Linked DNA regions of Homo sapiens: region 1 is linked to region 2. A link is a loop called in an ENCODE intact Hi-C map of the cell type or tissue named here. Cell type or tissue: endothelial cell of umbilical vein. All regions are shown on one strand. Each heading gives the region's core, and the rest is flanking DNA. Links, peaks and the distances in the headings are about the cores only.

Region 1 (16,810 bases), core at 3,842-11,841, 450 kb after region 2:
AACACAAAGCATTAATGTTGAGTGGGAAAACTATAGAATCTTTAGAAAGGTATCAGAATAACTTCAAAATGAATTCAGTATTTTTATGTATTATTATATACATCATCTGATATGCACTGAAAGGATGAAACCATTTAATAAAGGTTAAAAAATAGCATTTGTGAGTCAATAATGACTTCAAAATTAAAACAAATAGGTAACATTCTAATAATACAAGTAATATACCACTTTTAAGAAAAATAATTTGTAAAAGGTGGCTTCAAATTTTGCTATAGAAATTATGGAAAGAACAACTTAATCTCAAAATCTTTTCTAGTATACCCAAATAAGCTGACTAAGAATTTCAACTCTAGAAACTTAACAAAAATGAAAAAACAAATCAAACAAAAACTCCAAAATACACCAAAAATGTAAAAGTGTATATTTATTAGGGTTAATAAATAAAGAAGAAAGTAAAAGAAGAGATAACACAGAATGCTTCTTCCCTCTAACCACCCATTTCTGGTCACAGATGGGAAAATCTTACATTTAAGATCCTCTCTAATATAGATGTTGCTTGTAATATGTAGGATATTAATAGTTCCCTTTGGACCACGATGTTCTTGACAATAAGTCCAGTAAGTCCTACAATTCCTTATATCCAAGCAGAAAGTTATTGTAGTAGAAATGGGTAATCAAATGACATTTGATTCATTCATTCATTCCACTCATTGAGGAGAGGGTTTCATGTTTTGAGTTACTTTCCTATCGTGTTCTCCCAGCCCAACCCCTTCCCACCCATCAGAATAGGGGCTAATCCCCCAAAGTATCATATCTTATTGACTTATTTACTCAGACTCAGAGAAGCAATGATTTAAGGCATTATGAGCTCAACTGGTTTATCTTCCTAGAGAAATGAAGGACTGCTAAAATAAGAGTCAAAATATTCATATGCCCTAGCCCTATTATGAATACAATATTAAATTTAACTCATCTATTCAGGCAAATAAAAATAATCATTGTCATTTTGACTTCAAAGTGTCCTCTGACTTACTCCTCCAAGTCTTATTTCAGAACTAAACAGCATCACCATCCACCAAGACCTCCAGCACAGAGGAAGCAGGAGTCATCATTGATTCTACTTCATCCTCAACGTTCATTTTATATCCATGTCTTATTGATTTCACCTTCAGTAACTGTTTAATCAACCTCTTCTGTTTAATCAAGCTTTTTCCTTCTTCTGTTTTTACATCCTACAATTTCCTGAGAGCTCTCCTCATAAAACATAAAATTAATCATGTAGCTACATTGCTGATACATTTAGGTGGCCTTCTAATGCCTACAAATTAAACCCAAAACCTTTATCACTATGCAATGTAAACAAAAGTGTTTCAACATGTTCCATTTATAATGAACACTTAATGTTACAGGTTCAAAAATACCCCTATTCTTCCCAAGTATGTTGACTTGACAATATCCAAGACTTTTGTCTCCCTCATTCTTTTCCTTCTTTATAAGTTGTCTTTCATCTTCTTCTCTGCCAAACAAAATTCAACCAACCCTCGAGGGCCCAATTCAAATCTCACTCTTCTTTTATGAGCCTTGCTCTATACACTCTTTCCCCCACATCACCTCTTTTTCTAGAAATTCTAATTATTTGGATGTTATGATGTGTGATGAATGTCTTTTAACAATTTACATGCCTGCATGTAAATGAGATTCTGGAGGGCAAAGAATATCTAATTCATACTTGAATCTCAATATTTCACACATTGCCTAGCACTGGAGTTTATAAATATTTATTGAATCAAGTAAAATTCTCTAATCTTTTAAATATGCAAACATGATCTATGTATCTTATTTAAATAAATATGGCTCATGACTTAGTAGCTAACTATAGATAGATATTATAAAACTATATTGTTTAAAGTTCTGTCATGGTATATTTCTACCAAAATGTTCAGATAGAAAAAGAAGAGATTCAGTTGGAAATGCTCTTGTAAAGAACACTTTTATTCTATGATAAATAGAAGAATTTATCCCTGACTAATTCAACCAGAAAAGTCTTTTTGTAGAATTCAATTCTATAACCCTATTCAATGGAGTTAATGATTGTTTCACATGAGTGATAGTAATACATTAAGATTTATAGAAGGATGTGCAAGAAAACATAGCCGAAAGCAGATATAATATTTAAAATATAATTCCTGTAGAACGAAAACAAAATCTATAAGACAGGGCTCCATAGAAACATAATGTTCCATTTCAGGCTTTCAAAACAGACTTACAAATGAAACATTTCATAAACAATGAATAACATGCACTTAAGAACCTCACACAGAGAAAAATTGCAACTGAGCATGCATGTGTAATTTGCACTACAGTAATCTTACTTTTTAGCAAATGCAAGGAATCCTGTCACCGAATGGTGAGCAAAGTGATGGGTGGCATACTGATGTTACTGAAATTCTCTCCAGAGGAATATGGATACAAAAATATAAGTGTAATGTTTTGTACATATAATTTTTAATTGCCAACAAATGTAAATAAATAATTTGAAGCTTGTTTTCATCAAGCTATCGATACGCTCTTTAGAAGAAGCCACTCATAAGACTGAGGAATTAGACATATTAAATTCTTAAAGTTTTATCTTGGAGGTGGGACGATGCTCATATTTCTGCATTGCGTAATTATGCTTTTTTTCAGAGATACAATTTCCTTCAGTTTTCTCACTTGCACAAAGCATGGAATTCTGGTACTTAAAAAATTTATTAGACTTTTAGTTTGTTTTATTTCTTTGCATACATATAAACCATGGGTTACCAGCTGTTTACAAGTTTACTCATGAATCTCAACTCTCCTGCACTGACCTATCATCAAACGGTAGCCATATCACCTACCAGTTCCTCAGGGAACACATGTTATTGAAGCTACTTTTTTCTCTTTAAATGTGTTACAAGTAGTAAACTATATAATTATTTTCCGGAAAAACAATCCTTGAATTTCTTGTGAATGAAGATAAAAATATCAGTTGAATTAAATAGTGAAAAGTAAAGGTGAGTCTTGTTTTTATATTTACAAAGAAACCCTAATTAATTAATCATCTTAGCCAACAACATCTTAGCACACAATCTCATAACACAATGTTTAGACAGTGACCCAATCCTAGAACATAGTATGGACTTCATTTATGGTTACTGAACCAAAGGTGATGACATAGATTTTGTAAAATAACTCAGAGGAATAAGTTGTTTCTTTACAAAGTAGCCTAATAAGTACTTTGTCCAAAACAACCTACCTAGGTACCATGATTCCTGTCAGCTACATCATCACTTCTAATTCTATCTGAAGATACAATTGAAACCACTACTGAAGCAGGAAATTTCCCTGACCCCTTCACGGGTGGAAACTGGAATGCATGGGCACTGGAACTAGCTGGCTGCTTCTTCGGGGCGGCAGGGGTGGACTCCCCTGGCTCAGTCTCACTGCATTCCACCCCTTGAGGAGGGGAGTGCAGGTGAACAGGTGCAGGAGCCAGGGCAAGTGCTTTTGGGCATTGGCAGGAGCAAAACTTTGTGCGGACCCTGTGGCAGTGTCTAGTGAGGAGTACCCATGACCCCTGAAGCCCCAGAGGATGTGAGTTACAGTGTTTTTTTGTTTTGTTTTAAACCTGTGTAAAAAAAAAATGTAAACTAATAAATACTAATAGCTTTAAATACCTAATTCAATGTTTCTTCTCTTTTTATTTATTTTTTATTTTTTTGAGATGGAGTCTTGCTCTGTCGCCCAGGCTGGAGTGCAGTGGCACAATCTCGGCTCACTGCAAGCTCTGCCTCCCGGGTTCACCCCATTCTCCTGCCTTAGCCTCCTGAGTAGCTGGGGCTACAGGCGCCCGCCACCATGCCTGACTAATTTTTTTGTATTTTTAGTAGAGGTGGGGTTTCACCGCATTATCCAGGATGGTCTCTATCTCCTGACCTCGTGATCTGCCCACCTTGACCTCCCAGAGTGCTGAGATTATAGGTGTGAGCCACCGCGACCAGCCATGTTACAGTGTTCTTTTAGTTTTGCCATCTGTGGACAGCTTAAGTCTTAAACAGCTCAGTGGGCCCCCTGCCTTTTCACGTGTGGTGGTTGCTCTCCACCAGCAAGGGCAAAGAGTCAGTGTGACAGTCTTCACTGTCTGCACCCATGGCTCCTGAGCTCTTGTTCAGTGTCCAGGAAAAATCAGGTCTTACTAACGAATTGGAGGGTGGTGAATGTGGAGGATTTTATTGCTGATGAAAATGGCTCTCTGTGGGGAGGGGAGCTGGAAAGCAGATGGAGTGGGAGGGCAATCCTCCCCTGGAGTTCAGCAGTCCTTGGCCAGACTCCTCTCTGAAGCCACGTTGTCAAGTTGTCTCTTTGAAGTCAAGCTGCTTCTCTTGGATATCCAGTTGCTTCTCTTCTCTGCTCTCTGCTGATGGAGCCTGGGGTTTTTATGGGCACAGGATTGGGGGAAGAGTGGGCCATAGGTGGTTTTGGAAAAGGCAACATTCGAGTGGGAAAACAGGAATACATGTTCTCACATTGGGCCACGGTTCCAGGTTTGAGGGTGGGACCCTTGCCAAAGACCTGCCCTCTTCTGCCCAGAATTTCCCTGCCTCCTATCCTTATCACTACTAAGGCTGTATTGTATCAAGAAACCCAAGTGAGATAAATTATATTATTGCTTAACAAGTATTCACTTTCTATCCCCTTCTGTGAAAGGAATATATTCCCTACCCAATTGATGTTGAACGTGGCTATGTGACTTGCTTTTTCTAATGGGATGATAGTGGAAATTATGTGAGTAGAATTTGAAATGTGCTTGTGTGATTTGACTTGGTCTCCTGCACTTTGATCTTTTTTTCATAAAAAGGATATGTCTCAGCTATCTTCAGTTTTAAGAAGGATGAGAAACAAGTGAATGTAGTTCACAGCTAGAAAGCAAGCCTAATTGCGCCAAATCTAAAGTAGCTGAACTCATGTCAACCCATAGATGAGTAAGAAATGGATGCTTATTGGCAAGCAGGTTGGTAAGTAGTTTGGTATAAAAGTAATCATGTTTTTTTGTCCGTAAAAGTAATGGTAAAAACCGCAATAACTTTTGCACCAACCTAATACATGCCAATGAGTTTTGATTTTTTTTTTACACAATGTTATTATGGATACAAACGACTGATACACCAAGGAATAAAAGCATTTCATCAATACACAAGGAGAAGAAATAATTTTAAAAGTTACTTAATTGTGAAACTATTGGTTTAACTGGTAAAATAGTTGTACAGGTGAAAGTTTAGTTTTGTTATGCATGTAAAGACATTAATAACAGAAGATTTTGAAAAGTAAAGCATCCAGTGAGAAAATATAAAAGGAAAATGACAAATATAGAAAAATCTTAGGAATGTTATTGGTGAAAGGAAGGAAAAACTAAGAGTGAAGCTTGAAGGGGTATTAGAAAATGGAAGCCTTGTTAAATTTTTGTTTCTTTTTTTCTTTAAAGGAATAAATGATCTAAATATATTTACAATTAGAAGAGAAATATCAATGAAGCAAGAGCCCTAAAATGCAAGGGAGGGACTTATTAACTGATTTCAAACAAAGCTTTGGCTCAGCTGAGTTGTGAATGACACTCTGCACAAAGTGAAAGAGAGGAAACAAACTTACTCTGAGACAGGAGGAAGAAAAGAGTAATGTTACAGATAAGTTCTAAAGACATAAGGAAGCTGTGATCACCTAGATATGTTGAAATGACAAGATAGATAGCAAACAAAGGCACTTGTGCTAGATGACCTATATTTGCCAACATGGGATAAGGAGATTGCATGACTGAATATCTTGGAGAAGAGCACAAACAACTTTTACTTTTACTTATTTATTTTTTTTGAGATGGGCATCCTGCTCTCTCGCCAGGCTGGAGTGCAGTGGCGCGATCTTGGCTCACTGCAACCTCAGCCTCCCAGGTTCAAGCAATTCTCCTGCCTCAGCCTCCGAGTAGCTAGGACTACAGGCACGCACCACCATGCCCAGCTAATTTTTATATTTTTAGTAGAGACGAGTTTTCTCCATGTTGGCCAGGATGGTCTCCATCTCTTGACCTAGTGATCAGCCTGCCTCGGCCTCCCAAAGTGTTGGGATTACAGCCATGAGCCACCATGCCCGGCGTGTATCAATAACAAAGATGATGGTGACAAGAGCAAACTGTCTGAAAATTCGATGTTATTTATATTAGTAATACTACAAACTCTTAGTCTTGTTAAGATTAATTCCAAAATGTGATCTTAACGTAAATTCGAGGATTCATTTGGGGCAGGCAATTCAATGTCTAGGATCCATTTACTTCTGCTTTCCTGTTTTTAACATAGGGCAACTACAGTTTCATCTTGGAGAAAAGAAAATCATAGATTTTATCAAATAACCTCATCTTTTACATGAACAAGATAACTATTTACTTTCTCTTTAAAAATAAAGCATAATGAAACTGGACCCCTTCCTTATACCTTATACAAAAATTAACTCAAGATAGATTAAATACTTAAATGTAATACATAAAACCATAAAAACCCTAGAAGAAATCCTAGGCAATACCATCCAGGACATAGGCATGGGCAAAGACTACATGACTAAAACACCAAAAGCAATTGCAACAAAAGCCCCAGTTGACATATGGGATCTAATTAAACTAAGAGCTTCTGCACAGCAAAAAACAAAACCAAAAACAAACAAACAAAAAAACAAAAAACAAAAAACTATCATTACAGTGAACGGGCAGCCTACAGAATGGGAAAACATTTTTGCAATCCATCTGACAAAGGGCTAATATCCAGAATCTACAAGGAACTTAAACAAATGTACAAGAAAAATACAATGCTATCAAAAAGTGGGCGAAGGACAGGAACAAACACTTCTCAAAAGAAGAAATTTATGCAGGCAACAAACATATGAAAAAAAGCTCATCTTCACTGGTTATTAGAGAAATGCAGATCAAAACCACAATGAGATACCATGTCACACCAGTTAGAATGGTGATCATTGAAACGTCAGGAAACAACAGATGCTGGAGAGGATGTGGAGAAATAGGAATGCTTTTACGCTGTTGGTGGGAATGTAAATTAGTTTAAATGTTGTGGAAGACAGTGTGGCGATTCCTGAAGGATCTAGAACCAGAAATACCATTTGATCCAGCAATCCCATTACTGCGCATATACCCAAAGGATTATAAATCATTATACTAAAGAGACACATGCACACACATGTTTATTGCAGCATTGTTCACAATAGCAAATATATGGAACCAAATCAAATGCCCATCAATGTTAGACTGGATAAAGAAAATGTGGCACATATATACCATGGATTACTATGCAGCCATAAAAAAGGATGAGTTCATGTCCTTTGTAGTGACATGGATGAAGGTGGAAACCATCAATCTCAGCAAACTAACAGAGGAACAGAAAACCAAACACCACATGTTCTCACTCATAAGTGGGAGTTGAACAATGAGAACACATGGACACAGGGAGAGGAACATCACACACTGGGGCCTGTCGGGGTTGGGGGGCAAGGGGAGGGATAGCATTAGGAGAAATACCTAATGTTGGTGATGGGTTGCTGGGTGCAGCAAACCACCGTGGCACGTGTATACCTATGTAACAAACCTGCATGTTCTGCACATGTATCCCAGAACTTAAAGTATTAAAAAAAAAAAAAAGATGTTATTACCTCCTGGACTGGATTGCAGAGAAAACTGTAAATGTTTTAACACACTAGTGTTTCTACTGCCAAATTCCTGTTAGCTCATTAATTGCATTCCATATACACCTTTGCAAATGTTTGCCCTATAGTCTGTTTATAAACATCTTAGATATGGCAGAAATTTAAAAAAAAGTAAAAGAGATAAAAAACAACATTCATATGAATTATACTAATTTATTTTTATTTTTGAATTCTTATTTTTTGAGGGAATCGTAAGTATAAATTTACTGTATACCTAGTGGCGTATAGTAAAATTGTAGGCATAAGGATAAAAGGAAATAATAAACTTCATAGTGCTCAGCTTCAAACCCAAACCTCTAAATAACAGGACAGGCTCAGATACCTCAGGGATCAGGCAGATAATACAAATAAATGAAACAGGCAAAAAAGAGTACAGTCTTGCCAAGAGAGGCAATCCCTACTTAACTCCAACTGATTGTTCTCGTTTGAAAACACAAATCACAACTGCCAAATCTGATTGTTCAGGAGAAGCCAGAAATTCTGATGTATAACGTGAAACCTCTAGATTTCTTATATGGTAGCACAATTTTCTCTAAAACACTAGGTAATCTAAATAAAGCTGACCATCTATCAGTTTCAGTGCTGTGTTGTGCAAATGATGAATGGCATATCCCCTAATTGTGGTATTAGACTGCCTCTCACCAGCCACAATTTGTAATTGCAACAATGGCATCACCAGATAGGACTCTCCTGCTTTGCTATGCACACATTCCTGAGCCCTGGAGAACAACTAACTCTACAGGAAAAAGTGGAAGGCTCATCTAAGCCATTCTTGCTAGCTTTCATGACTAGCTGCTGGCCTACAGGCAATAAATTCCCAACTGCTCCTGCAAGTAGGCTTTAGGGCCTGGGAGGTCTTTATCTGGTTCAGAAGGCAAGGCTGCTTCTCAAAGCACCTCCAAGTGCTTTGGGGCCCCTGTTCAGATGGCAGGCATTTCTGGTTACCAGCACCTGATGACTGACAGGAGCAGGGCAGTCATACTCACATCCAGGAGCTTGGTGCTTAACAGATGGTACACTGATTTCACAACATCATCTACTCTGGGGATGATCCACTTGGCCACCACAATGATGCTGCTGACAGTGGTTGAAGTCTTCTTTTCAGCCTCTGAGCCCATTGTCATGGCAACAAGTTTTTCTCTCAAAGTGTGACAAATCTTCAAGATGACAATGCAGTGGGACATGAGACCCAAGGCATCCTAGATCCAGTCTTCATTCTCCAGAATGGGCTCTATGCCAGAGTGGGCGATGATGACATCATCTAGTTCTAACTCAGAGAGCTCAGATTGGGTCTCCATGGCACCCAAGAGACTCATAATGGGCTTAGAATCATAGCGCTGCAGCAGGTCTCCTGGCCAGCAGTAGCGCTGCACTCAAACCACCACCAAGACTGCAAACAAAGCCAGAAAGATGGTAGCCAGCACGCTTATGGCAACAATCACTGTGGCCTTCTTGCTTCTCTGTGGCTCCTGACTTAGTCTCACTCATATCCTCCTCATAGGCTAAATTTTCTGAACTGTAGATGACCAGTCCCATGGCGGTGGGAGCAAGCTATATTAATTTATTTTTTAAAGAAATGAAGAAGTATTTTTTAAATACCACAAAATATGATACCTTCAATTACGTTTAAAACAATAAAACAAACGAAACCCTTAGATGACAAATCCTAGTAACAATATTATATTGTGGTGCTTACCCAATCACGAATCTTCTGCCCATATTGCAGATATTTTAAGGGAAAAAAAAAAACAAGTAGAAACAAACAAAAAAATAGATTTACTGCTGGCCATATGGAGAAATTCTATTTTCAATAAATAATATAATTCAGAAAAGCTTTGTTGAGGACTAAAGCGAATAAGCACTTTGTAACCTTTACTTCTAAGAAACATTCCTTTTATTATCCATGTAAGTTATCTATAGAAAAAAATATTTCTAGCATGTTTTTATTTTTTTTTTAAGTTTTGTTTGAAGCTTTGAAGTATTCCTTAGCAATTTGTGTTTGGAGAGAAAAACTAGATATCTGGCATATGCAATAGGCACAACTTTTAGTTTGCAAGTGTTTTGATGTGATTTTTTCCACTGAAAATATTGCTATAAGAGCATAGAAATCAGAATAAGTTAAATCAATCTCCTTATAAAAAATTTTGGGGTTTGTGTAGACAATCTGTTGTAAGTTGTTTATGACTATTTCTAAGTATTTCTGTTAGCCATTTACAATTTTTTGTAAAAGTTGAGGCCATTCTGCTCCATTTTCTCTAAGTTCTCTCTCAAGGAAAAAATAAATTCTACCTAAAACTACACTAGAAAGTGTGTATATGCTCGCACATGTGTCCACATGGGGAAGAGTAGAGATTGGAGAAAATGTTCACACGGACAGGAAGGGGTATTACTGTGCCCTCTCAGAAATAAAGAACAAAATCAAGAACACTATGATTTTTCTTAATTTTAATATATCTTTTGAGTATTTGTATATAGTGACATTCTCATTAACTATGATTTCAGAACAATAGGAATTCTATATTTATTATTCTATTATTTTTCTATTAGTTCTTTCTCTCTAATATATGTTGCACAGAGGTATGCTTATATAAACCTAAATATGTTAATGAGGTGATTAAGACATAATATGCACTATATTATAAGACTGAAGTGTCTAGTCTAAATGACTTACTTTATGGTACAGTATAGGTTAAGTTTTCTGACTTTGTTTTTTTTGAGACCCAGTCATGCTCTGTCGCCCAGGCTGTAGTGCAGCGGTGCAATCTCTGCTCACTGCAAGCTCCATCTTCCGGGTTCACGCCATTCTCCTGCCTCAGCCTCCCGAGTGGCTGAGACTACAGGCGCCTGCCACCATGCCTGGCTAGTTTTTCGTATTTTTAGTAGAGACGGGGTTTCACCGTGTTAGCCAGGATGGTCTCGATCTCCTGACCTCGTGATCAGCCTGCCTTGGCCTCCAAGAGTGCTGGGATTACAGGCGTGAACCACCGTGCCCGGCCAGTTTTCTGACCTTTTTTTCTGCCTCCTGTGCACTATCTTATTTATTTAAATTTGGATAGTGACACAACTGATCTGAAAATTGCATGAATATACTCCTTTCAGATAATAATATATCCATGAGAAGAAAAAACACAAAATTTGAAAAAAATTGTATAACTTATACTTTGTCTTATTTAAGTATTTCTACTACATAGCAAGTAAAGTATATGAGTTTGATTTCACTTTCTTAAACTGAAAGGAAAATGATTGTACACATTTGAATAATATATTATTGAAACCTTAATGGTATTAGGGACATATCAAAAAAGAAATATTTACAATTGTTACAATTGATGGATAGTGTCTGACAAAAGTATTTATTTTTTGACATAAATGTAGTTTGGCTATTGATGAAGTTGTTAGGTAGCAATTTACTAATGTGTATAATATAATAACCAATAGATACAAATTCCTATTTCATGGAGGATGGAAATAAAGACAAAATAAAGAACTATGATCACACTGGGAGACTGAAAACATAAGCATATAATTAGATTAATTGAAATAGAGCTTTTTTGAGTTACATATTTCAGTTACAATCAAACCGATAGCTTAGTCCTTGAAGTTCTATAAAAGATGAATTAAATCTAATATATGCAATTGGTTGTATGCTCGAAAATTAGTTACTGAAATTCTCAAGCCCTTTCTATATTATTACAAAGGTTTTCTTCTGATAGCATATACTACTGGTTAATAAAAATTCACAGTAAATTCACTGAAAATATAACAATTTAAATTTTAACAATTTTGAAACATTCCACACTGGATTTGAATTTATTCTTTCCATTCCCTTTTCATTACATGTTTTAAGAAACTTCTATGAATATTACCTTTTATAAAAATGAGATACTTAAATACATTACATATAAATAGAAATCATGTAGTTAAAAATAAAATTCTATTTTTGAGTATTGAATGAACAATGAGGAAACTACTGACTTCCTAGAATATTTTAGATATATTCAAAATAAAATTCTCTAAAGAGTGGTTGAAGAAATAACTGAAATGTTAATTTCTTAAAACAGTCTTTACTCTTTTAGTGGTATTGCACTAACTCTATGACTCAGTGACAATAAAACTACTTTAAAGTATTTTTGCTAGAATCATTACAGAGTATTGGTTACAAAAGCTTCCCCAAACTTGTTCCTCCCTTTGGCCCATTCTCGTAATTGTTACTATTTTATCTTTTCTGTAGAGTCTTTCCTGGTAAGTCAAATATTTTCCTGTTTTTAACATTATATTTCTATTGCGAAATGAGTCCTGCTTGAGGTATTTCTATATTTTTGAATTAGCAGTGTTTATTAAGTGCATATGCCAGTTCTCACCACTGTGTCAGACACTGAGTCAAGGCTGGACTATACACGAGTGAGCAAAATCAGATAAGGGAAGCTTACTATTGAAGAAGACAGAGAATAAGGTAATCACACAAAGAAACATAAAATAAAAATTCACAATAATTCCTACAAAGAAAAATTGTATAAAAATGTGAGGGACGTGTCCTTTTCTAGGAAACAGAAGAATACAATTTATCATTTTATATTACCTTATGATGTTTCATTGTGTATTTTCATTTTATATTAGTATAGTTTGCCTTTCAAATTGTGTGTCACCCAAATTGTGAAGAAACAATGTAATGTACTATTTTTTATTCATCCCTTTGAATCTAGGCACATAAAAGATGTGTCTGTAGCTTACTACCTGCATGAAGACCAATATCATTTTTTGTGATAGAAATCTTATAATAATCCACTGTGATATAAAAAGTTTCTGGATGTGCATCTTTAAAAATCATAAAATGCATTTCTTTAGCAAAACAGCCTAATCAAATATCATTGATATCAGTATTCTTTTCTTTTCCTAATTCAATATTCAGTTTTCTTTTTTTAACTGTATGCTCTACTTTAGTAAAAGACCAAGTTTTATTGGGTAAAATATAATTTATGATGTTATATAACGGTCCATTTTAAACCAAATGCAACCACGCTTTAACCTGGTAGAGAAAAACAATGGTAATTCATTATCCAATGATCATTGCAAAACATTTCTCTGAAGCAAAATCTGGAAACTTTCACCTCTCTTTTCCTAAAGCTGATTCAGCCACAAAGATGGCATCACAAGCTTGGCATTTGGTGTAATTTCATTTTCTGCTGTCACCATCTTGAAATTTTTAACATTTTTATCTTGGAATGTATGTTTTGCAAGTGAGGTCTGATAGGTCTGATAGGACAATGGAACATGCCAGTGAGCAGAGCTGCTTCCTTTGTAGACATCATGCCCAGTTTCTTATGAACACAGAATTCTTGTGGATCCACAACATGCAGGAGTTCAGGAAGACTCAGATCTACTACAAAGTCAGAGTGTTGCATGAACCATCGAGTAACTGTGATAAGGAAAGGGAGCACTGACATTCTCAAGAGGTCACAGTTTCCATTTGAGCAATACTTGCTTTAACTGTGGAAATAATGCAATGATGTTCTATCATGAATGAAAAACTCTCCATATCCTTTATTTGTTTTACTCCTCTGTATTAACCAACCATCGATGCTCAAAGCCATGGTTCCTTTTCCTTATAGTCTTTCTTTAGCTTATCACTATGCTAAAGGTATAGAGGTTGGTAGCATGTGTACTATCGAGAATGAAATAAAAACAATTGTGTTAGTTTGTGCAGTATTTCCACCATTCTGATAAGGATTTGATGTAATTTAGATATTTGTCCCCTCAAAACCTCATATTGAAATGTGATCTCCAATGTTGCAGATGGGGTCTGGGAAGTTGTTGGGTCATGAAAGGGCTGGATGGGGCTGGATCCCTCATGAATGGCTTGATACCCTCCCTACAGTAATGAATGTGTTCTCACTCTAATAGTTAGCGTGTGTCTGACTGTTTAAAAGAGGCTGGTACATTTCTTGCTTCCTCTTTCCTTGTGTGACAGGTCTGTTCTTCCTTCACCTTGCTCCATAAGTAAAAGCTTCCAAAAGCTTTAACAGAAGTCAAGCAGATGTTGGTGCCATGCTTGTACAAGGTGCAGAACTGTGAGCCAAATAAACCTCTTTTCTTTATAAGTAACTCAGTCTCAGGTAGCTCTTTATGGCAGTGAAAAACAGACTAATGCAGGATAAAATATGTGTTGTGGAATTTTGGTGATGCTACTTTCAAGTTAAAGGCCCTTATATTTGTATAGGAAATGGCATTGCACAATAGAAAATGAACAGTTTAGTCTATGTTCATATTTGAAAATTTTAATTTTTCTTTATTTAAAACAACAATAGTGGCAATTTTAAAAATATCATGACAAGATGAGAGAAAGGCCATGCAAAAAAGGAAAAAGACTCAAATTTTAGTAATTTTTTTTAAGATGTAATTTTGCCCTTGTTGCCTAGGATGGAGTGCAATGGCACGATCTTGGCTCACTGCAACCTCCGCCTCCCAGGTTCAAGAGATTCTCCTGCCTCAGGCTCCCAAGTAGCTGGGATTACAGATGCCTGCCACCACATCCCGCTAATTTTTGTATTTTTAATTTTAACCATGTTGGCCAGGCTGGCCTCAAACCCCTGACCTTAGGTGGTCAGCCCGCTTCAGTCTCCCAAAGTGCTGGGATTACAGGCGTGAGCCACCATGCCTGTCCAGTAATTTAACAGTACTTTTTTCTTCCTGTTTGTACAAGAGTGTCCTTTTTTTCACTCTACTGAGCTGGACCTCTATAGCCTCAGACAATCAAATACTCTTTTTCATCATACAAGGTAGATGGGTTAGTCATGCAACAATCATTTCAGTCACATCTCAGTAAATTTATGATAATCACTATTTTGTTTTTGAAAACTAAAACTATTCACTCACATTAAGAAATTAAAACCATGCTGTGATGCCATTTACTGGAGGAACTTGTAATATAGTAGTTTAAAATCTAAACAAGAGACAAAGGTGAAAACTAAGGACAATTGTCTGTGTATACCAACCAAGGAAGATAATTATTTTTATGAGTTAAACTGCAGGTTTTTCTTTAAAGACTAAAGTTTAGCAATAATGATCATGACCACATATAAAATAATTTCTATGGTGCTAGTATCAAAATGTTATTACCAGAAAGATCTGTTTAGGCATCTTAATCTCTAATCGTATCAGACAGATTGCATGTGTACTAAAGTATTCAAATTTATTTTCTCTATATCCCAGTTGTACCTATTGTTCTTTGCTAGGTAATTCCATTCAGAACCATTACTTTTCTATACAACAGAAGCACCTAGAATAAAAACCTTGATTGCTTTCCTGAATAATATTAAAAAATTTCTATTTACCACAAAATTCTGTAAGGACCTTAAAACAATACCGACATTCCTTCAAATTCTCAGAAATTCTAAAATGTAATTTACATAAATGTTAGGGTCCTAGAATAACCCTATTAGGGTTCCTTCATCCATTTTGTAGGGGCAGGGGAAATATAAACAATACTATTATTAGGAAAATAAGTGAATAGGAAATAATGTTTTTAAACTCTTATTTTATGTTAATAGTTGTTACACACATTAGGCTAAGGTGTTAATAATAAAAAAATATAAGAAACTCTTAGAACTCATTAGCAAAAAATCAAACCAATCAAAAATCTGGTGGGGGGTGTATTTCTAGGGAGAGGTAACTAAATGGTAATTGCTAATAAAACTTACTGATTTCTTTTCCTAGTCTTAGGAACTTTCTTCAAGCATTTAAAGTATGAAGAGAAAGTATTCTTTCTCCTCCTCATCAGAACCCCCAGCACAATCTACATAATCACAATAAATTTACATAAAATACAGTTATGAGCAGTTCTAATACATTTCCTAAATCTTGAAATACTTTATTCTATTGTTTCTACTATATTTTCAAATTATAAAAAAAATATGAGAATGAATTATCTTTGTTTTATACTTCAGTATTAGGTCATGGAATCTACATAATGGTTAAATGATTATTAGTTTCTTGTATTTCAAACACTCATTAAAAGCTTATATATTCTATTCACCTTGGAGAACAGGTGATCTATAGAAGCAGAGCAAAATAGTTTCTGTGTCCATAACTTTTAATGCTAATCTTTATTTTAGTTTACTTTGGTACCTAAGCAAACCTATATTCTAGCATAATTAAGCAGAGGAGAGACCATAGAGCACCTACACCACAGAACAAAGTAAGGTGATGGCTCTACTCTGGTTGTCACTTCCCATATGTCTGTGAGACACATTATCATACATGCCTGTCATTGCACAGTAACTTTGAACATCCAGCTAAAATTCCAGAGTCTGTCCAGAAAGAATATGTCCACTTTTTTTTTTTTTTTTTTTACTGAGTCTCGCTCTGTCACCCAGGCTGGAGTGCAGTGGCATGATCTTGGCCCACTGCAAGCTCCGCCTCCTGGGTTCACACCATTCTCCTGCCTCAGCCTCCTGAGTAGCTGGGACTACAGGCGCCAGCCACCACGCCTGGCTAATTTTTTGTATTTTTAGTAGACACGGGGTTTCACCATGTTAGCCAGGATGGTCTCGATCTCCTGACCTCGTGATCTGCCCATCTCGGCCTCCCAAAGTGCTGGGATTACAGGCGTGAGCCACCGCGCCTGGCCATGAATGTTCTTAATGACATCTAGCATGATGAATCCTTTTCAGAAGGTTTTTGATTGACTTTGTCTAGATCTACCAGAGAAATCACTGCCTATGACAGCTGCAGCCTTATGAAATGTATTTCTTAAATAATAATACTTGAAAGTCAAAATTACTCCTTGATCCATGGGCTTCAGAAGGGAAGTTACGTTAGCAGGCATGAGAACATTAATATTCTTGTACATCTCCATCAGAGCTCTTGGGTGACCAGGCCCCTCGTCAATAATATTTTTAATTTTTTTTCTGCTCAGTAAGTCTGAAAAACGGACTTAACATATTCAGTAAGCAAACTGTAAACAAATGTGCTGTCATCCACGCTTTGTTCCATTCACAGAGCACAAGCAAAGTAGATTTAACATAATTCTTAAGGG
Region 2 (16,810 bases), core at 3,332-11,331:
GAGGACTACTATCCTAAGTTAAGTGGACATACTTTCCTTACAGCTCCTTCTTCCTCTTGTTCATGGGCACCTTTCATTTCTTTCCTTAAATACTAATAGTCTCACAGATACTAGATTATATTTCAGTGCATTACCAGTCCTCTTAATCTAGCTGGGTAGGCTGAGCTGTGGTCATGGTTATTTGCAGCTTGGAAACTCTACTTGCATGCTTTCTATTTTTGTGCAGTTTGAGAAGTCCCTTTTCCTCATGGCAAAGTGACTTTATTTTCTTCCTTCCAACTACAACCATGTTTGCATGTTAAGTTATTAAACCTTCAAGTCTTTCTGGCTTTTTGGTTAAGTGTATTTCCTTGTATGTAGACACTTGTTGCCATTTGGTAGGATTTCAGGTACTGGCTGCCTCCAGACTCCTTTCTGTTCTCACAACTAACTCTTGCTCCCAGACTTATCCCTCCGGATCACGTTTCTGCTTATGACCCAGTGATTTAGAGTAAATGTGCATCAAGAAATTGTTTCCCAGATCCCAGCGTATAACCTTTAAGTGACGGTCCACAGGTATTCACTTTCAGGTCTATACGCTATGGCCCTGCTTACTTAATCTGCTCTACTCCCTCCATTCATTTATTCATTCATTCATAGACAGGGTTTCACTCCCCTTGACCTGCCTGAGTGCAGTAGTGTGATCTCAGCTCACTGCAACCTGTGTCTCCTGGGTCAAGCCATTCTTCTGCATCAGCTTCCGGAGTAGGTGGGAATACAGGCCCGCGCCACCACGCCGGGCTAATTTTTCTGTTTAGTAGAGACGGGTTTCGTCATTTTGCCCAGGCTGGTCTCAAACTCCTGGGCCCAAGCAATCTGTCTGCTGTCTGCCTCTCAGCCTCCCACAGTGCTGGGATTACAGGCGCGAGCCACCACGCCTGGCCGTTTTTTTTTTTTTTTTTTTTTTACAAATCAGCTACATTGATCTTAGTGACCTTCGAATTTGCCAAGTATGATCACATTAAGAATTTTGTACAAATTTTTCTTTCATCCTGGAGTGGGGTAACTATCCTTCTTTTCTTCAGTCAGATGTCAGCCCAGAATTCCAGTTTAAAGAAAAACTTTGCTGACCATTCTATTTAAAGCCTTAATCCCTGTCACTCCTACTTATATTGTGACATTAGTACGGTGTCTTTGTTATGTTTGAGTTGTCTACAAGTACCGAACTTAGACTCATTGAGAATGACAGCCTGATCATGTTCATTGTTGTATCCATGGAGCTAAGCACAGTGCCTGGCCATCGTAAGTGTTCAATCCCTATTTGTTGACTGAATAAATGAAAAAAAAAAAGTTTGAATGCCTAGTGGCGACTATCTGGCAGCTGGAAGCTGGAACAACAATGCCACAAAGAGCTCTGAACGTGATTTCAGCTGTTTTCTTCAAGTTCTGTATCTCTAGCCTGCTATTGATCTTCCAGAACATCCCATAAAGCATGCACCTGGCAACCTGGTCACACCTACAACCTTCAGCCCTCCAAATTGGTGACTGGTAATGGGATTTTTCACAACTCTCTGTTGATTTCACTCAAATCTATATTGCTCTGGGGGAAAAGCAGAAATATCTGTAAACAGGAAGCGTCCTCTTTTGGTTTAGTCCAAATTAAATCTGCATATATTCTTTGAAATAAGTTTGCGATTGGTGCTAACCCGTCTTTCAAGTTCTGATAGGGTTGTCTTTTTAATATTGTGCTTATTTGCATTTAATCTGAAATGGCTGGGTGGTGGAGTATGCATAAGTCTGTACTTAAAGACATATATAATATAATTGGGAGAAACTTTCAACCTCTATTCTAGATTATCTGTATTTTGATAGAATCAGAACCAATTACAAATGCACACTTATCATGTTCTATTTCTTTTTTTTTTTTTCTTGAGACGGAGTCTCGCTCTGTCACCCAGGCAGTGGTGTGATCCGGGTTCACGCCATTCTCCTGCCTCAGCTTCCCAAGTAGTTGGGACTATGTGCGCCTGCCACCACGCCCGGCTAATTTTTTGTATTTTCAGTAGAGACATGGTTTCACCGTGTTAGCCAGGATGGTCTCTATCTCCTGAACTCGTGATCTGTGTGCCTTATTACCTGGCCAGGCGCGGTGGCTCACCCCTGTAATCCCATCACTTTGGGAGGCCGAGGCGGGCGGATCACGAGGTCAGAGATTGAGACCATCCTGACTAACACGGTGAAACCCTGTGTCTACTAAAAAAATAAAATAAAATAAAAAAATAGCTGGGCGTGGTGGCGGGCACCTATAGTCCCAGCTACTTGGGAGGTTGAGGCAGGAGAATTGCTTGACTCCAGGGGGCAGAGGTAGCAGTGAGCTGAGATCGCACCTTTGCACTTCAGCCTGGATGACAGAGCGAGACTCCATCTCAAAAAAAAAAAAAGCTTATTGCCTTAAGAGATACATTCCAATCACACTACTGTTATAGCTTCTTATCTCTCTAATACAGCATTGCCCTGAAAATGCCTATACATCCCTGAGATAATCAGGATATAGGTATTTTCTTTCCTTCTGAATATTTTAAGGTTTGGTCTTTAGATACCCCTTGAACTTGTTTTGTGTTGACTTCGAGATTGACAGTTTGATTACTAGGCTGAAGATCTGTTATTGGCTAAGTGCTAAGTTTCTAGAAATAACTAAGCACTCAACCAATATAATTTTGTACCCTTGAAAGATACCTTCTATAATTAGGTATAAGTCAACTGTATTCTTCAAAAGTCATCCTTCCTCTTTGCTATCTTCCAAAATAAATGGGTTAAAATTAGAAAATCTGTTTACATTTTCTTCATCTCTGTCCATCAATTCCAATGAGTTCCATCATAGTTCAAATTTAATCTATGCATAAACACTTAATCTAAATCATGTAATAATTCTAATTATCAAATCTAGAATCAATGAGGGATACTGCTACTCTGAACTTAAATTGGAGTCATGAGGAAGAAGAATTTACTGAACAGGAAATTGTAGAATATTCAGAGACTGAACAAGCCACACTATTGTTCTAATATCAATAAAAGGAAAGACGGTAATGCTAGACATGTAACAAGGCTTTCAAAAAGTCAGTAATGGTGAAAGCATATGTGTGATTATATGCAGTATTCAAGGTCCTGAAATACTGAAATAAAATTGGTTCATGAAAAATAATACTTCCTTGCCATAGAAAATAGGAAGTCAGATACACTCCTCTATGATAATGTAATTTTATTGTCAAAACCTAGACATGGCCTCATTAGTCTAGGTTCATTTCTATTATTGTCACAAGAGTGGATTAACATCAGCTAGTCTCAAAATAGAATTAATTTGGAATATATTCTGCAAAATGTCAAAAAGTTATATAAATCAAGCCAAAAAATTTAGTGCTCATGAAAATATATGACAGCTAATTTATTGATGCAGTTTTTCTCAGGATCTGTGTAAATCAAAACAATATATTCTATGGTAGCATTTTTGAAATCATTCTATGACCATGGCTGTCACCTATTAATACATAGAATACATAGAAATTCTCCAAATTCATCTTGTCCACAGATAGAGCATTGAGAACTTGTTAAAATCATTCACGTATTGAACAAAACACAAACTCTCTCCTAATGCTTGTCCCCCAAATAAAAATAATGTGATTTTTACAGATAGCTTTGTGAAACACAGTTGCAATTTCCACAGGTGTATTGAACACATCATCCTCAACAAATTTGTAGCATTATATATATGAACATATAGTGGTATCCAAAGACAGTCTGATAACCCAGTTTCAAATAATTCCAATGAGAAAATTAATTTGGCTTTACAAAGAAGTACTCATTATCAAGGCCACCCATGCTAATGTTACCTAAACCTGTAAGATAAACCTAAACCTGTAAGATAAAAGCACAGAAAGAACTGAGATTTATAAAACTATCCATAGCGCAGGAGACTTTATTTTCTACATTTAGTGAAAGAAGAAAGAAGTAAAAGGACTGGCCCTAGTCATTGGGCAGATAAGATAATGTCCATAGAATCCAGAAAGAAAGTATAATTATACAACTCTTACCTTTCAAGGAGAACGAGTTGCAAAATGGAAAGTTTATCTTGTACACCATAAAGTAGAATTGAAGTATCAAATATATCTCAAGGAACTGAAACAACATGCAGATGTAAATAACTAAAAATTTGAATAATCAAGGAGGATGGAGAAACAAAGTGTTTGGATAGGCTCAAAAATTCTAATGCAATCCTAGGCTAAAATTCTGAGCAAATAGCATCTAGTCTAATCCATACTTTTAAGATCACATTTGAAAAAGTTTGGTTCTGGGCTAAAACTAAATACTAAATGATGAAATATATCAAGTCTAGAGAAAGAGTATGAAACATTCAGAAATCATATAATTTAAAATAGAAACTATTGAAATTTGACTTGAAAATATTTAGTAAAGGCCTAATTATCTTTTAGAAATCTTAAGAGGGGCATGTAGAAGGTAATTATACTATGTCAAAGAAGCTGTAGTGGGAGAGTTCAGCATTATAGCTCTTACAGCAGTTGAAAATGTAATTGGATGCCTTATGAGATAGTAAATTCCACTATCTCAAGTCTTTAAACAGAACCTGAATGACCACCTGTCAAAGATATCTTAAAGAACATTTCTGAATTAAGCAGAAAGTTTATGTAACTGCTAAATGTTCCTTTAATTAATGAATATCATTTGCAGCATCTTTATTATCTTTGGAATAAAATATCAAGATCATATATTAATAATATGTTTTCTAATCACATTTTTAGAAGCTTTTTAATAATGAAATTATTCATTCTTATTAAGAAAAATGTACTTTATAATGTCTGACATATATGACAATGATCATTCTGCCTTTTTATTTCATGTAACAGAATTTTGGAGTTGTAAATTCTTGAGATATTCTTATTTTAATAAGAAACTTCTTTGGGTCCAATCCAAGGAAAAAATTAAACTGTTTACTGTAATTAGGAACCCTAAAAACACACTACTAAAATATTTCACTGCCTAAAAGTTCAAATTTTTCTTGATAATTTGGGATACCAAAAGGTCATGCCCTGGTTGCTTAAAAACATAGAAATAATGCCCAGTTTTTAACATTGTTAGAAGGATTAGTCTAGTTTGGTCAGCCAAAAACTCTCTCTCTCTCTCTCTCTCTTTCTCTCTTTCTCTCTGTCTCTCCTCCCTCTCCTCTCTTTCTGAGATAGGGTCTCGCTCTGTCATTCAGGCTGGAGTGCTGTGAAATGATCATAGCTTACTGTAACCTCGAACTCCTGGGCTCCAGCAAATCTCCTGCCTTAGACTCCTGCTACAGGCACATGCCACCATGCCTGGCTAATTTTTTTCATTTTCTGTAGAGGTGAGGACTTGTTATGTTGCCCAGGTTGGTCTCAAATTCCTGGGCTCTTGCAATCCTCCCAACTCAACCAAAATCTTTACTAATACATTTTCACTACTACAAAAACATGCTGCCATCTTCCAACCCTTTTTGTTTGCCTTTTAATTTTCCTGTTAACTTACACATAAAACTTCATATTTGTTTTTGCTTTTGGTAGAATAAAAAATTAAAAAGTACTTATGATTTCTTATACATTGAATAGCTTTTGCTTTAAATAAATACAGTAAAAGAAACATTAATAACTTGAGATGATTTTATGAAAAAGCCTGCTGTTTTTACTCAGCAAAAAGAATATTTGTAATATATACATTGTGGATTCCCAAAGGGACAGGTAGCATTTTAACACAAGAATGAAGCTTACATCAGCCTGAAGCCAAAACAAATGGATCTCCTTTTTTATTTTTATTTTTTGTAACAGAAAATTTATAGTCAGGGTTGAGGAATAAAGGCCATGACCACATTCCTGTTTACTGTAGCTACTTCCCATACCTCTCTAGAGACCTTTCTATCCACTTGTAAGGGTAAGGTGAAAATGATGGCTGTTGCCTTAGGAAAGACAGCAGGGACATGGCTCTCAGCTTCATTTCCTACGTCTTGGAAGTATCTGACTTCCAGATATGCATTACTGTATTAACACGCAGGTCTTGGAGGAATGGATAGTTTATTTTTCCAGCTAAATTTTATCCTTAGGCGGAGGAATACTAACGAGAAGTATTTATGTCCTGTAGTATATTCAAATTACTGTCTCCCACCACACAGAGAAGCAGCCTGTTGTTCCTTTTTCTCTTTTGTCCTTTTGTCTCTTTTCTTTCTTCTCTTCATTCTTGATTTCTCTACAATCTAAGCAGCTTGTACTCCTATACCAAGGCCTGCAGAATCACATATTTTAGATTACAGTTCACGTTTCAACAACTGTATCAAATTAAATAATTAAGACTGACTTGGCCTGGATTTAATCCCTTCCTTGCTTTGGTTCTTTATTTCTTTGGTGCTCCAGAAACTAGGGCATGATTCACTGGACACGGCAGTATGCAGAGAAAGAAAAGATTGTCAATTGTTGCCCATTATGTCATGTTTTTAGTCTAGAAGTTATACAAATCACACTGTTGCTCTCTCACGTATAAATTACAGTTATTCTAAATGACATAACTGTTGGTAGAAATGTAAGCATGTATTCTTAAATAAAAATATCAAGTAAATAAATTAGGAATGTATATGTCATTATAGATAAAAATAAATGTATTATCTAGTGTAACCCTGGCATTTGCATTTTTAGTTATCGATCATCCTGTGAACAAATACACTGCTTTGGTTTCATCATGAAAAAGATTGTGTGACTGCAGGCAGGTGACTTAACCTCACCTAGATAAGAAAAGAGTATGTTAGTAGATGATCTCTGAGGTATTTTCCAGCTCAAAAATTCTATTATTCTTATGATTTCTAGACTATGCAAATACTATACATGTGCTTAAGGCCGTTTGAGTCAAACTTGTAGATGTGTGACTTCATTCATAACTGCAAATGAAGAAAAATCTAAATCACGTGCTAAAGAAAAACTCCACCATAAATTTATACAGATGGTTCTATTTGTGTACAACACCGTATAAAATAGGTCTAGGGAAAGGCATTTAAAGTAAAATAAAACCCTGTGAATATGAATCTCTAGTTATCATTGCATTATTCTCTAGATTGCAAGAAATGGAGCCTGTGAACTTTAATCACTCCTTTTGTAATTCTAATCAAATAAAACAGCTAGAAAATGCCAATTGGTAAAGTCATCTAGCTCCAGGGGGCACTGCTGTACTGTGCATCAGGTTTGGTTTATTGATGAAGGCTTAAGCAAGATTTCATTAAGGAGTTCTGCAGGTTTCAGATGCAGAAAAAGCACATAAACTATTTATAATCAATTTAAACTTTGAGAAAATTAGGTAACTATGTAAAATATTTATATGCAGTTTTTTGGAAATGAATGTTTCCTTTGTTGGTAAAAGTATCTGTCTTTCTGCAGCAACTAACTATGGTTGTGGATAGGAATATTTTTATTAACTTTTCCAGTCAAGGGCTCATGAAGGACAATGTATGTTTCTGCTATGGAATTATTTAAAGCATTCTGCCCTAATATTCAAAATATAAACAAAAATTGATATACTTAATGCCTGGACACTGCAATCCTTTAATTGGCTTTACCATTGTTATAGTCAGTTAATCTCTGATCAGAAGGGTTTTGTATAATTATGTAAATTCTATCTATGACTTAATGCATCTTTCAAAAAAATCTCAAATATAGCAGCTCAAAATAATCTCAAAAGTGAGTGACCACTTGTATCTTATTAAACTGTGAGAAATGAGTAGTGCTAAGGTGAGAGTCAAGTATGGAAGTCAAAATCAGCACTCTCATATGTTTTAAAAGCATAGTAAAAGAAATACTTTCGAAATGAATTGCATCATTTAAACTATTATATGTGGATTATGAATACCTAACAAATCTGTAAATTTAATTAAAGACCAAATCAGGATAGGCAAGTATTTATAGTAAAGACTGACAGAATTTTTTAAATTTATGTTCAAGTTTAGCTCAATTATCCCTCACTATTAAAGCACTGATAAACATTGACTTGACATTTTCAAACCAAACACAGGTGACTTTCAATGGCTGAAAATCTTTTAAGCAAAGAATTGAAATTCTATTTAGATTAGGGTAATGTCTGGTCATTTCTAGTCCACACATCATAAAAGGCATAATGAACCACCATAAAAATCATCTGGATTTTTCATATTAATTATTGTGCATATATGGCATGATTTTCAATGTAAATGACTTGTTTTAGCAGCAATGTATTAATAGAAGAAGGAAGAGATTCAGGGGAGCAAATATAGAAAGTAAGAAGATTGGAGGGTTTTTTGCAATAATCCTGAACTAAGGCACTGGCCTTGAATATGGAGTAGAGGGGAAATTTTTGAGATATTTTTAGGAGATAAAATTGATGTAACTTACTGACTGCATAAAGGGCAGAGTGGTGAGAGAATGCATTGACTGTGATTATATGTGATGGTGGAGGCTCTAACTGAAAGTGTCTATTCTGATGTCTGGGCAGACACACAAACAAGCACTTCTGAAAAGCAACAGCAAGCAATATGAAATAAAAACATGGAATCATCATATAAATTGGCTTATCAATTTATTTTAATTAGCCAGTAGAAGGACAACTTGAGATTGGATTTGTTCAACTATATATCTTGATTCTGGGGATAATAAACTAATAATCATTCTTAGTTGCAAAGATTTTGGGACAGGGTCTAACATAGATATCCATGCAACAATTCTACAATAAGTTCTCTTTTCTTTGTCTGATGCTTCCAAATTAGAGTCAACCTTTTGCGTATTCTTACAGAAGTCCAACACTTGAAGGAAAGTGAAAACAAAGCCCTATCAGGAGTGAAATATAATCCAATCATTTAATTCTCAGAATTGGTATTAGTTCTAATCTAACAAAGCAACTTAGAATCAACTTAGAATCAATCTCTGGATATGTCAGTGAATGTGTCTTTAGATGACTCCAGCTGCCAGGCTTTAAGTCTTCCAGCTGAGGTTTTTCCTAAACATTCTGGGAGAGAAACAAGCTATTCTTGTGTCCTCTTGGAATTTCTGATCCACAGATTTCTTAAGCATAATTATTGTTTCACACCAGTCCCATTTTAGGGCAATTTTTTGGTAAACCATAATAACTGGAATAGCACCCTAGGTCAAGACACTGCTATCTTATGCCTGAACTACTGAGAGAAAATGTTCTTTCAACTTACTCCACTAGCATTCAATCCTCTGAAAGTCTATTGCTTCTGCATTCAAAAGATACTATGAATCTGATGAATTCTCATTGTTTCATGTTTATGAAAACTATTTCCTGAACTTCAGTTCTGTCTCTTATAGTTTACCAGATGGCAGACAGAATCACATATATTTAACATATATATTACATCATGTCTTGTCACTGCTCAAAACTCTGTTTCCCAGTCATACTGAAATTGAAATTTAAAATCTTTAATGTGGCTATAAATTTCCTAGGAAGCTTTCTGATCTAATATTCTACTACATCTTCCATGTCCACTTCAGCTCCAGTGATAGTGTTACAGGAATATACAATCTTCATTTTCACGTGAATACTTTTATGTTATCTGGTTTCTTTGCCTGAAATATTCCCCCAAATATTGTCCTGGTCAAGTCCTCATATGATTCATATTTTTTTAAAGCACCACTTCTTCAGAGATGCCTTTCTTGTTCTGCCTAACTAACATAGTTAATTAGGCAGGTCAGAATCAATATGCTCTGATTCCTTACTTTGCCTTTCATGTATCCCTTAACTCTAGAAGTTAGACTATATAATTATTAATTTATTAGTTTGTAGCCTGTCTTCTATACTAACATATTAGCTCTGTGATGGCAAAGATTTTAGTTAGTTCACACTGTATTCTCAAAGCTTAGAACATGACTGAACACATATGGGGTACTCTGAAGTATTCTAGAATAAATGATTAGATGACTGACTGAATAAATAAATGATAAACATGCCTAGTGAGAGGTGAACACACGCTTTTCATCTCTAGTCTATTAGAAGTAACTCACAAGCTGGAGGGAAATCCTAGTTCTATCTTATAACAGGGGTATGCTTTTGGATATGCTTCTGTATTAGTCCGTTTTCATGCTGCTGATAAAGACATATCTGAGACTGGGAAGAGAAGGAGGTTTTATTGGATTTACAGTTCCACATGGCTGGGGAGGCCTCAGAATCATGGTGGGAAGTGAAAGGCACTTCTTACATGGTGGTGGCAAGAGAAAATAAGGAAGATGCACAAGCAGAAACCCCTGATAAACCCATCAGATCTCATGAGACTTATTCACTACCACAAGAACAGCATGGGGGGAACCGCCTCCACGATTCAAATTATCCCCACCAAGTCCCTCCCACAATAGGTGGGAATGATGGGAGTACAATTCAAGATCAGATTTGGATGAGGACACAGAGCCAAACCATATCATTCCACCCCTGGCCCCTCCAAATATCATGTCTTTACATTTCAAAACCAATCATGCCTTCCCAACAGTCCCCCAAAGTGTTAACTCATTTCAACATTAACCCAAAAGTCCACAGTCGAAAGTCTCATCTGAGATAAGGCAATTCCCTTCCACTTATGAGCCTGTAAAATCAAAAGCAAGTAAGTTACTTCCTAGGTTCAATGGGGGTACAGGTACTGGGTAAATACAGCCATTCCAAACAGGATAAATTGGCTAAAACAAATGGGTTACAGGGCCTATGCAAGTCCAAAGTCCAGCAGGACAGTCAAATTTTAAAGCTCCCAAATGATCTCTTTGACTCCAGGTCTCACATCCAGGTCATGCTGATATAAGAGGTGGGTTCACAGTCTTGGGCAGCTCTGCCCTTGTGGCTTTGCAAGGTACAGCCTCCCTCCCAGTTGCTTTCATGGGCTGGTGTTGAATGTCTGTGGCTGTAAGCTGTGGTAGGTGGATCTACCATTCTGGGGTCTGGAGGATGACGGCCCTCTTTCCACAGCTCTACTAGGTTGTGCCCCAGTAGGGACTCTGTGTGGGGGCTCCAACCCCACATTTCCCTTCTTCATTGCCCTAGCAGAGGTTCTCGATGAGAGCCCCACCTCTGCAGCAAACTTCTGCCTGGGCATCCAGGCATTTCCATACATCTTCTGAAATCTAGGCAGAGGTTCCCAAACCCCAATTCTTGACTTTTCTGCACCCGCATGCTCAACACAACCTGGAAGCTGCCAAGACTTGAGGCTTGCACCCTCTGAAACCATGGCCCAAGCTCTGTGTTGGCCTCTTTCAGCCATGGCTGAAGCAGAAGGGATGCAGGGCAACAAGTCCCTAGACTGCACACAGCATGGCTACCCTGGGACCTGCCCACAAAACCATTTTTTCCTATTAGACCTCTGGGCCTGTGATGGGAGAGGCTGCTGCAAAGATCTCTGACATGTCCTGGAGATACCTTCCCCATTGTCTTGGAGATTAACATTCAGCTCCTTGTCACTTATGCAAATACCTGCAGCCAGCTTGAATTTCTCCTCTGAAAATGGGATTTTATTTTCTATCCCATTGTCATGGTGCAAAGTTTGTGAACTTTTATGCTCTGCTTCCCTTTTAAAACTGAATTCCTTTAACAACACCAAAATCACCTCTTGAATGCTTTATCACTTAGAAATTTCTTCCAAATCACCTCTTGAATGCTTTACCACTTAGAAATTTCTTCCAAATCACCTCTTGAATGCTTTACCACTTAGAAATTTCTTCCACCAGATACCCTAAATCATCTCTCTCAAGTTCAAAGTTCCACAAATCTCTAGGGCAGGGGCAAAATGCCGCCAGTCTCTTTGATAAAACATAACAAGAGTTACCTTTGCTTCAGTTCCCAACAAGTTCCTCATCTCCATCTGAGACCACCTCAGCCTTGATTTCACTGTCCATATCATTATCAGTATTTTTGTCAAAGCCATTCAAGTGTCTAGGAAGTTCCAAACTTTCCCACATTTTCCTATGTTCTTCTGAGCCCTCCAAAGTTGCTTCCACATTTGGGTATCTTTTCAGCAGCACCCTACTCTACTGGTACCAATTTACTGTATTAGTCCATTTTCACACTATTAATAAAAACATACCTGATACTGGGAAGAAAAAGAGGTTTAATTGGACTTACACTTCCACATGGCTGGGGAGGCTTCACAATCATAATGGGAGGTGAAAGCCCATTACATGGTGGTGACAATAGAAAATGAGGAAGATGCAGAAGTGGAAACCCCTGATAAACCCATCAGATCTCGTGAGACTTATTCACTACCATGAGAACAGTATGGGGGAAACCGCCCCATGATTCAAATTATCTCCCACTGGGTCCTTTCCACAACATGTGGGAATTATGGGAGTACAATTCAAGATGAGATTTGGGTGGGGACACAGAGCCAAACCATATCAGCTTCTAATCCTTTTCTGTCCATCTTTCTCATCTGTAAAATGGACAAATAGGATATGCCACATATGTTATATTAGCAAGAAATAAAGTATTTAGCATAGTGCTGGCAATATAGTGGGTTTTAAGCATATGTGAGTTTCTTTTCTCAAATTCAGATTCATAGCTCATATACCCAGGAAACCCCGACAGCATTTCACATGTCCTACCTCTACAACTACCCTAAATGAAGACCTGGAGTAGTGAGGGATGACCAAGAAGAAACTTACAGGCTTTGACAAAGAACCTGAGTTTTATCCTGAGGCCAATATAAAGTTGAAAGAGTTTAAACTTTAAATGCTGAGGGATTTTAACACATTCCTCTAACCAATAGGCAGTATGACACAATTAATACAATGGTACCTGGTTTTAATTTCCTATCAATTGTCTGCACTTTAAATCTTTCTTACAGAGTCAATTGAGAGTTAGTTAAATATAAATATACTATACATCAGAAAGGTAAACCAATAGAGATATTTATGTAGTAATATTTAAATGTGCCAAAGGCAGTGATATCCTTAAAACAAGATCACTTTTAGCTGCCCTGCTTTGCACAGATATTGCAGAATCTTCAAAATAGAAAAAGGTATTATGTATGAATAGGAGTCATTTGAATTGGAAAATAGAAACTTAAATCATCTTGTCCATCACACTGTCAAGGTAGATTTCCTTTAACATGCTCTATGACTTAAGATATAAAAGTGTAAAAGAAAAAGAAAAGCTTAAAATTTCTGAATATTATCACTTTACTTTTTTAGGGAATAAGCCTTAATATGTATCTAATTTGACATTGTTAATATTTTCATACTTATATAGGCTTGACTTTGATTAAATCAAGCAAACTATCAGTTTGTCTTTAGTGAATGAAGTCTTCTTTTATATATGTGTAGCATATACCTTTTGTTTAATTTTCTGTACTTTATTTAATAGTAATATATCTGGTACAATAATCTTAACAAAATTGAAGTTTTCAGTACCGAATCTAGAAATGTTGGATGCCTGGTGAGATGTGAATAATTTATATGTAAAAACAAAAACTCCAACCTTTATTTTCCTTTTAAGATAACTGAAATAACAGGTTAGTTCTAAAGCTCAATTGTTCATTAGAAGTTAAAACTATGTACATGAAAAGTAACCTTAAAAAGCCAGATGTTTTTCACTCTGGTTTGCCTTAATTAAGTCACTGCCTTTAGCTACTCTCCAATAACAGCCAAAAAAGACAGTATGTAATTGTTTTCCAGCATCAGTCACAAAATAATTCACATATGATTCAGAAAACAGCCATTATGTTTATGTTCTATGATTCTGTATTTTCACACATATAAAGTTTTTATAAAATATTAAAATGATGCTATTTTTAATGCTTGGGATTTTATCTACAATTTTATAAAAATTTAATATAAAAATGAGTACAAAATATACATATGGTATACTGAAAAGGATTGAATACCACATATTCTTGCTAACCAATGCAGTGAATGAAATCAATTCATATCTCAGTAGACTCATGATAATATCTAGCAAGTGGCTATCTAACACACAAATTGCCTTGAAAAGTTCTACCCTTTGCAAATGTCAACAATAGAGCAACATGGAAGAACGGGTTCTTCTCAGATGTAATGAGGCGGTATGGCCACCAGCAGTGAGTATAATTCTTCAAAATCCCACCCTCTGTTAGAGTTCATGTTGTGACACCATTTTATTTAAAAGAAGCAATATATCTTCACTGTCCTCCAGATCTTGACAAAATACATCTCATGGTTAACAATAGACCGGAAAGATTATCATATTATCACGGCTTTGCTCGTAGAGAACTTTTGGAGTCTCCATGGCTGATATGAAGTAACCCTATGGAGACAACAACAAAGCCTGAGAAGCTCAGCCTTGAGCCCCAAACACTTAGCAGGAATTCTGATACAAATTTTTGAGTGATTGTATGAATGAGTGAACTAATGTGTTCCTAAGTGAGAGAGATGAATTACAAAACACTACAAGTAAATGAAACCCCTGTGAAGAACATTACTGTCACTGATATATGAAACTCATTTGCAAAAGGGGTTTGGGAACACAGTAAATCACACTTCGAAAAGCCAGTTCTTTCATGCATTTCATGGATTGACAACTGTAAAAAGAAGTAGATGGTGTTGGGTCTTTGTATTTGACCACTGCTCTTTTCACTCTGCACAGTTTCCTTGGGTGTCTTTTTACTCATTTTAATGTTTTTTTCCTGCTACCTTTATATTTAATATTCTCAAACTTCTATTTTTAATGCATATCATATACTGGGTGACAGACTCTTTAATATAAATCAGCCTGCTGGACATATATACCTGGATGCTTATTCCCACAAAAGTTCAAATTCTGCATTTCCAAAGTGGAATGTACCACTCATATATATGAATCAAGTTCCTCTTTGCCTCACCGTTTTCTAGAGACTCAGACCACTCCTTCCAGTCTTCGCTGCTGCTGAGCAAATTCTTTTTCTTTCTTTGCTTTGAGCAACTGTTACAAGAGGAAGTCATTTATACGGCCTTCAACAAGAGAGTTCAGTGAGACTGAATCATTGGTCCAACTTATTACCAGACAGCATCTGGCCTGATAACACATCCTCATATAGCTCTCTGTCCTCTCTACTTTATTTTCCTTTTCTCTCTTGTGCTCCACATGATTGCATTTTTAAATAAAGTAAGTAGTAGCACAGGAAGAATCCAGGCTGAAACATCATAAAAATTTGCTCCTCTTTTGGTGGTATCTGCTGATGTTATCCACTTTTACCCTGAAACTGAAGTAAAAATTCTAGGAGTCATTCATGCCTCCTTTTCTTCCTCAATCTGCTAGAAACATAGTCGCTAAATCTAGCCATATTTCCTTCTAAAGAGCAGATGCATCATTCCTCTCTATTTTTGCCAACACTGACTTGCTTCAGGCACTCATTTTTTTCTTATTCAAAAAACCTCCTATCTGGTTTTCCTAATTCCAGTCTCATTTCTTCATTTTTGGCTCCACATCTACAATAAAGTGATTCGGGTGCTTCATCTAAAATGCATATCTTAACCCTGATTCTCAGCAGCTCCAAGCTCTTTAACCCATCACGCCTTCATTATCTGTTCTGAGCTTATGTTTTCAGGCTTATCAATCATGACTTCCCACCTTAATTTGTGTGTTTCCACAACACCAAACATGGCAATATTAAAAAATCTCTGGCTCCTTATCTAGAGTGCTTTCCTCTTTCCTCTTCTGGTAAACTCCCACTTTAGAACAAAGTTCAGGCATTCCTTCTTTTATAAAGCATGCCCACACATTACCAGGCTGAGAAAGGTGACTGTCTTTTGGGCAACATAAAATCTCTTATATATCCACTAGAAGAGTGACCCTTGCTTTTGCTTCGTTTTGTTGTATCCCATATCCCAGCATACTCAATGGATACGATATTCATTCACCAATTTCCCTCTATGGCAGGAGTTCTCATCCTATGAGAAGGCTCTACCTCTCCCAAATACTTGAACGGTATTTCAGATTCTAACGGAGGAAGACCAGGTATAGTGGTACAGTTTCTGATTCTGTTATGCCTGCTTTGTGCTGGGTTTGGGTATTTTTCCTCTCGTAAACCCACTCCCTGAAAATAACTACACAAATATATGCTTTACGAGGAGCAGAGTGGAACTGTTTTGTCTTTATATCTCAGTACCTAGACGATAATCTGACCATCAGTAGTAGTAAAAGGTCAATATATATTTACTGTGAATAAATGAATGAATGAATGAATGAATACTCCAGGAATAAACCTCAGGCAAACTGAGGTCATTTCTTGCTGGGGCTGAATAGTATGGTACTCTTAGAAATTTGAATTTTGATTTATATAGTGCCTTAGCGCACAGAATTCTTTGAGGTGTAACAAGTACATATACCTGGTAAGTAGGCAGTCAAATTGGCAATGTCTGTAGAAAAGGTGAGAAGGCTGGATAATAATAATCAACAATTATCTGATAGACTTAAAGGCACTATCTACTGTACCAAGCAGTGTCTGTTGTATAGCTGAATGCCTTTGGGAATTAAAGGCCAAGGAGGTTTTCTCTCTGACAGGATGAGCTCAGCATAGATGACTTTGCACTACGCAGCCATATAGCACTAAATGACTTCTGCTCTGTTTATTGGTATCTATCCATCAATCACAGGCATTGTTATGGCAACCAAGGAAGTATTTTTATCATTTGTAACTCCCTCTTTTATTATAATTATCTGTGTATGTGTTCTCCCCCCAATATACTGTGAGTTCCTTAATGACAGGGACTTTATTTATCTTCACAGCATAGCAGGAGTTAAAATATTATAAAGTAGAAGAAAAAACAGGTCAGAATGGAAC

What was found. Hi-C counts contacts between places; a loop is a spot of excess contacts. Peaks named below come from ENCODE experiments on the same cell type or tissue, not always from the same donor. Only the 100,000 strongest peaks of a DNase experiment are listed, where the experiment ranks them.
Region 1: a loop joins it to region 2, with 16 times the contacts of the local background. A loop is called at or near these places in 5 of 110 quality-filtered maps.

Annotation. Positions count from the first base shown.
Region 1 is chr6:64,724,611-64,741,420 of GRCh38, forward strand. All of the region lies in intron 22 of EYS (eyes shut homolog), which reads right to left. It also overlaps the pseudogene TMEM98P2. Among named protein-coding and RNA genes, the nearest start is that of ZC3H11C, 570 kb to the right of the region's middle. In endothelial cell of umbilical vein, for the core only: a CTCF peak has its summit at 8,417; a DNase peak (open chromatin) is centred at 8,401.
Region 2 is chr6:64,273,558-64,290,367 of GRCh38, forward strand. All of the region lies in intron 30 of EYS (eyes shut homolog), which reads right to left. Among named protein-coding and RNA genes, the nearest start is that of SCAT8, 480 kb to the left of the region's middle. In endothelial cell of umbilical vein, for the core only: no CTCF peak of the experiment used is centred there; a DNase peak (open chromatin) is centred at 7,224.